2 separate regions of the Homo sapiens genome follow, and region 2 is linked to region 1. A link is a contact called in ENCODE Hi-C data. All regions are on one chromosome and are shown on one strand. The core of a region is the stretch at or near the end of the contact, and the rest is flanking DNA. Distances in the headings are between cores, read along the strand shown. Region 1 has its middle 72 kb from the start of LINC03007. Region 2 holds the start of PLEKHA8 (pleckstrin homology domain containing A8).

The links. Hi-C counts contacts between places; a loop is a spot of excess contacts on that map. Pooled maps may share reads with other maps.
Region 2: a loop to region 1 is called in a map of CD4-positive, alpha-beta memory T cell, with 18 times the contacts of the local background. The contact joins the promoter of PLEKHA8 here to the enhancer-like site in region 1. A Hi-C loop is called at or near these places in 2 of 168 maps with a recorded cell type or tissue (CD4-positive, alpha-beta memory T cell and naive thymus-derived CD4-positive, alpha-beta T cell), 2 of 37 single-sample maps with no recorded cell type and 14 of 50 pooled maps.

What each region holds. Positions count from the first base shown.
Region 1 is chr7:25,860,608-25,863,778 of GRCh38, forward strand. No RefSeq gene overlaps it. Among named protein-coding and RNA genes, the nearest start is that of LINC03007, 72 kb to the left of the region's middle. RefSeq lists a silencer at 2,049-2,158. Within about 2 kb of position 1,729, at least 2 of the 41 ENCODE cell types and tissues checked have a DNase peak (open chromatin) inside an H3K27ac peak, as active enhancers do.
Region 2 is chr7:30,027,043-30,030,007 of GRCh38, forward strand. PLEKHA8 (pleckstrin homology domain containing A8) reads left to right here and starts at 1,370. Exons shown (of 14, transcript NM_001197026.2): 1 at 1,370-1,760. The coding sequence starts at 1,721. FKBP14-AS1 (FKBP14 antisense RNA 1) reads left to right here. Exons shown (of 3, transcript NR_187577.1): 3 at 1-199. RefSeq lists enhancers at 1-65, 1,972-2,091 and a silencer at 1,482-1,811.

The DNA.
Region 1 (3,171 bases), core at 479-2,978:
CAACCCACAAGGACAAGTACATGGTTTTCTCTCTTATCAATTCCAGCCCCGCGCAACCAAGTGAAAGCAAATGCACTGGACCGCTTCGGAATTAAAATGAATTGCTAAAACCACGGACCGCTCTGTCCGGGGCCCAGACCTGTCTCAACTCGTGGTATTTACATTCCTAGAGCCCGTGCGGAGGAACACGTCGAGGCACGGGTGGCCGCAGCACCCGGCCTCCAGGCCTAGAGTGAAAAATTTTTTAAGATCTGGTTCTCTCCCCGCCGCCTCTGTGGAGGGACTTGGGGGCATTCATCAGTCTGCAATGTTTATTCATTGTTGTAGTACCGAGCTTTCCAAACGAATAGGAAACTTTTACATCCCTTCCTTACACAGATATTTATTATCTGTAGGAATATTTAAGGGGCTGTACTGGGCCGTTCACCTTTGACAGGGGCCGTCACCTCACACTCCAGTGTAATGGACCACACTGCGGCTGCATTTAATTTATTGGGGTGAGAAGTTGCTGCGGGAGGTTTCCAAAGGGGGTCTTTGTCACGAAGAGAGAGGCTCTGGTCCAACCCCGTAGGTGCTTAGAAGATTATATTTTGGCCTCGGAATAACACAACCGAACACAACTCAAAATATGAAAGACATTTCCTTAAGGTGTGGGTTCTGATACCGGAGTTCACAGATATTTAGGAGTCTATGGAGTGGCCTTAGGCGGTCAGGAACTCCCTGAAATGAAATGCTGCATTTTGGGTGGCGGTCATGTGGCTCCTTAACTTTTTTTTTTAAATTAAATTCTGAAAAGAGTCTGTGACTACTATCCACAGATGAAGAAAAAAAATCATTAAGAAGTCATAGTTGAAAATTACACCAAGGGCTCGGAAGTTTTGCACTGAGCCTGAATAGAGGAAACCTGAGAACTGGTATAATTAACAACCAAATAAGCATGATTTTTCACTTGCTTTAAGGCAAAAGATCAAAACGAGCATTACTGAAATCCTTTAAAAAGCCATGCTGTTGTGATAAACGCAAGAGAGCTCAGGGACCTGGCAACCGGCTACCTGGTGTTAATATCAATGCATTTTTAAACCAAAATGCTTCATGACTCAATTTTCCCTCTAAACTTCAAGGCAACCCAAGCTCTCTTAATATTGTCATTACCACGGCCCAGAGAGGGAACCCGATCCGATGTGGTTCTAAAACAAAATGGGATATTAACCGTGTTTGTTTTCACTTTGATCTATAGGAAATAGGTCCTGCACCCTGTGACCCATTAAACTAATAAGATTATACACATCAGCAGAGCGGAGGTTCTAATTGTTTCCATCTGTCCCAGATCTTTGCATTTTAAAATTGATGAAAATAAGACATGATTTACAAAAAACAAAATATATTGAGAGTGAAAATGTGACAAAAGTGAGCCCCTCGGACCACACATGCAACCAATTACTGAGAAAATAAATAGATGTATATGGTGTGGCGCTTTTGGAAGAAGAAAAACCGAAGCACGAAACATAATCATTGAATTGATCTGGGGGTACTCACTCATTTCATAAAGCTAACACTTGCTTGAAAACACCAGCCAATCAGAAGCGTTTCCGGAAGACACTCTACACCTCTCCGCCTCTTCATAAATATTTAAACCGCTTCTTTCTAGATTTGTCATTTAAATCTACTAGGGAATGTGCCTCAAGGGCTCATCTTTCACTGGGTCGCTCACACAGAGGTGGGGCGAGAGGGAGGAGGCGCATTAGCCCTGCGCTCTCATTTGCTTAAACGGCCTTCTTACGTCATCGTAAGCCTAAGCCAATCCGTGAAGTGCACTTTGACAAGCTACCCGCCCCTAATTTGTCCTTTCACCGCCAGCCTAAGCCAATAGTGTGGCTGCATGTAAATGAGAAACCGCGAGCATCTCCCCCCGCCCCCGGCTCCGCCCAATTTCCCACCTCTTCCCGGAGCGCACAGACGCCAGCTGAGTGGGAGGGGCCTAGCTGCGGGCGGAGCACGGAGGAGGAAGGGCACGAGGAAGAGGCGGAGCGGGCCGAGGCGCGCGGAGCTGGGTTTGCTGAGTGCTTCCTTCCTCGGCCCCACCTCCCGCCGGGCAGGATGCCGTTTGATCATTGGCTGGTTTAATAAAGAGGGCGTGTTTATTTTGCATAAATAGTGGGCGGGCACCCAGGGCTGCTTTGTAACTCGAGAACCCGGTGTCCCGCCTGTCTCCCGGGGGGTATGGGCGGGTCTCCCGCCAGCCTCGCCAGACTGAGCCAAGGGCCTGAAGGAAATAAATGGCTTTCTGAAAAAATTCGTCTTAATTCGCCCTTTTGAGAGAATTCTGTTTCTAAATGCATTTTTTTCGTTGGTTCTTACAAGTCGTTAAGAGTTGTAACATGAAATAAGTAGAGATCACCAATCTATCCGCCCCCAAATTAATTTTATTTTAATCTGTGTAAGGGCCACTGCTCCTGGCTGGCCGTGTGTGAAGCAAAATTTTTGTGCAATAAAAATTATTCCTTCACTAGAATTCATTTTTTCCTTTGCTATGAATTCCCTGTCTTCCTAATTTTCCACTAGCAGAGCTAGGGAGAGCCGAGTTGCACTGAAGCAGAGAAAGGATGGAAAATTCTTTCGAGCTAAGCATTTATGAATTGCTTATGAATGATGTATGTGTTAAAATTGTTTCCAACAGTAAAATGCCCCAGGGATACTCGGTTGACAGTTTTTTAATAAGAGAATTCTTCTTGTGATTGATTTGATCTTTTTTTTTCTTTTTTCTTCTTTTTTTTTTTACAAAAATTTTCCCTGTTTTAGGTCGAACTGAACATAGACGTACCTTTTCACGATTTATGAAATAAGATGTCAAGTGACAAATACCTGGAAAATGAAAGGATGAACACGATCTTCAGGAACCTAAGTTTTAAAACATATTGTCTGCGCGTTTATACTGGGTAACATTTTTACAGTTTTCAGAAAAGTTATTATGGTAGTTTGTTTGCTCCAAATTAAATTTGGAAGTCTTTGTTCCTTAATTTGGATTACATTTTAAAATCTGAGTTGTCAACAAGGCCGTTTCACGAAAAAAAAAGTAAGAAAGAATTACTTCTTTTGGCAGGCTATGGGCCTTTATTTAAACAGAAATTAAAATTCACAGCCAAAATTCTTTCTCTCTCCACTGGAAAACAA
Region 2 (2,965 bases), core at 120-2,619, 4.2 Mb after region 1:
CTCGTTTACTCTCGCCGTTGGAGAGCGGCCCCCCAAGATGCCACAATCCTAGGATTTTGCTATTGCTTATAAACTGTAAAGACTGACATACTGCTTGAGGGTTCACAAAGCGCGTTCCCGTTGCATGAACCTCACTACACCCAGTAAGGCAGGTTCTTTTTTCCCATTTAAAAGAGAAGTAAATTTACACCAGGAGATATTAACTGTCCTGCTTAAGGTTGTTTGGCCCCGAAGCAAATGAGCTCTGCCTTCAAACCAGGTCTGATTCATTCCACAGCACCACGTCATGTTATGGCTGCTAATAATTTATCCCTTAAGTTACCTTACAGGGTAAATAATGAGTTTCGACTTGCAGACTTCCGCTTTAAAGAAGAAATGGTAATCATGGTTACGAATTACACAGCCTCATCGTAGTTTACATTTTCTAGTTTTACATTTTTTGCCTAAGTTCAAAAGTAATGCATGTTCATTGAAGTCATTTTGGAAGAAATTGGAAAGCACTAAAGTAAGATTTCCAGATAATATTGGGGAGTCGAATCAAGTTGGAATTTCAGATACATAACGAATAATGGTTTTGCATTTTTATTTACTAAATCAGGCAACTTTAAAGAAAAAGAAAGCTCGCCGATACCACCACCAGCCGCAAACAATCCTCTTAATATTTTGGTGCATGCTTCTGTGACATATACTTAAAGCGATTTAAATCGTATTGTAGTCTTTTCTCACCTCCTCTTTCCACTTAATCTGTAGTTAACATTTTTTCTGGTCTAATAACCTTAACACAGTGCATATCCGCACTCTATGTGCATAGGAATCCCCCTGAAGATCTTGTTTAAAATGCAGATTTTGATCTGGAGGTCTGGGGTGGGTGCAAGATTCTGCATTTCTAACAAGCTCTTAGGTGATGTCAGTGCTCCGGGTCAGTAGATCAACACTTCCATAGTGAGACCTTAGAGTCTGGACAACATCTGTTTACACTGGCCTCATAGTATTCTACCCTGAAATTCCAATAATCTCTTTACGCCCTGTTATTGGTTACCTCAAGTGTGTGAGATCAATTAGGCAGCTTTGGAACAAGAATAGGGACTAGAACTCAGGAGGTATCGTGAGAGGTCACGTAGACCCTCAAACGGCGGGCACCATTTACAGTCAGAACTGCGCTCCACACTTGTCTCAGGGGCCTCCCTCCTCCCGTCGCCTAGTCCGCAGTCCGCGTCTCGGGACTCAATTTCCCTGCGGGCCGTTCCCGCAAACTCCGCCCCGCCGCCGCTGCCGCGAAATCCCGGAGTGGATTTTGGGAAGGGGCGCGCGAGCGGCGCCCTGGGCATGCGCGAGCGCGTCCCGGGCCCGGCGAGTCGAGGGTTCAGGTGGTGCGCCGTGGCGCCGCCTGCGACCGGCAGCTCGTTCGCCGCACTTTGGAGGCTTCGGCTGCCCCTCCGACCCACGTAGGGCCCGGACCCGGGCCTCCTTGTGAACAGCGTGCCGGCTTCGCCCCACGGGTTCACCGGCTGGCTGGGCTTCAAGCGCCGAGGCCGCCGCAGTGACCCCGCCCCCGGGCCGAGGATGTGAGGCGGGCCGGGCGTCCCCACACCGGGCCCGGGCGCCGGGAGTGGGCGTCTGGGCAGCGCCAGGCGATGGCCCTGCTGCTGGTGCTCCTCGCCTCTTGGGGCCTGGGGCAGTGAGGGGGCCGGCGGGCGTGGGCCGAGTGGCCGCGGGCGCCATGGAGGGGGTGCTGTACAAGTGGACCAACTATCTGAGCGGTGAGTGGCCGTGCCGGGCCGGGGGCGCGCCGGGGGCCGGTCCTTTGTCTGCGCGGCTGGAGGGCGGTGTCTGGACCCGTCTTAGGGAGGGGGTCACGGCCCTTTCCTGAGGCCAGCGCGGAGCGGGAGTATTTCCCAAAGCAGTTCTCTCACGGGACCGTGTCGCCGTGCAGGACGACACGGCCCTCTCTTGGGGTTGGTTAAGAGCTGTGGCTGCCCTTTCGCTTCAAGGAAGGCTACAAAGACTGAGATTTTGGGTGACTTGAAAGGCACGGTGCTCTTGATGTCAGCGGGAGGAAGGCGCAGACGCCCCGCCGTGGGGTTCTCTGGGAATCTCTTGAATTTTGGCGAAGGAACCGTACTCCCTTGGCTCGCAGCTAGGTTGGAAGGTTTCAAAAGAATGCCAGCAGTAACCTGGAATTCCACAGCGGAAAGATCCTTTATCAAAGTCCTCAGTGCAAACACTTTCCCTTTGTCACCTTCAGAGTCATCTGCGTGCACACCAGGGTGTCAAGAGTCCCAACTCCACAGTTTCAAAGCTCTGCACAAGGTTTTTTATTTTCTCGTTGAGCATTTCCTTTTGTTTTACAGACTCAGAAATTACCGTTAAATGAATGCAAATATTTGCAACTTTCTTGCCGTGCCTTACAGATTGGCTTTAAAATAGTCCCCGCCCTTTTTTTCTAGTTTGTGGAGGTAAAAGCTTCATATCTTGAGAAGGTTGTAACTGTTCTACAGCTGTGAAAATTATTCAGAACGATCATTTTTGTCATGTGTGCAACTAGTATTTAATACAAGCCTACTATATGCTGGAAACTGTGCTAGCCACTTTTTTGGAAGTAAACTTTTTATCACAGAAAATGAATTAGGTCTTTAAAATTTTAAAGGCAGTGTGTTTGAAAGCAGAAATGTTCCCAGTATCCCTTAGAGTGGGTGAGAGACGTTTTCTTTCTTTTGTGGGATAGTTTTTAAAAGGTTGTAGTATGGTAATGCGCCGGGTGTTTTAAGAATGGGTGTGTGTGGGAGGATCAGTTGGCATACATAGTAACTTCGAGGAGGTCACACAGCACAGCCAAAGGTGCCCCTATTGGGCGTACCCAGAATCTCTTCCCTTTGCTTAGTGTAATTAGCAGTGAGTTCACCTGTTTATTTTTTTTCTGTAATCATTAATAGAGACTAAATGAGAAGAGGTTTTTCTTGTTTGC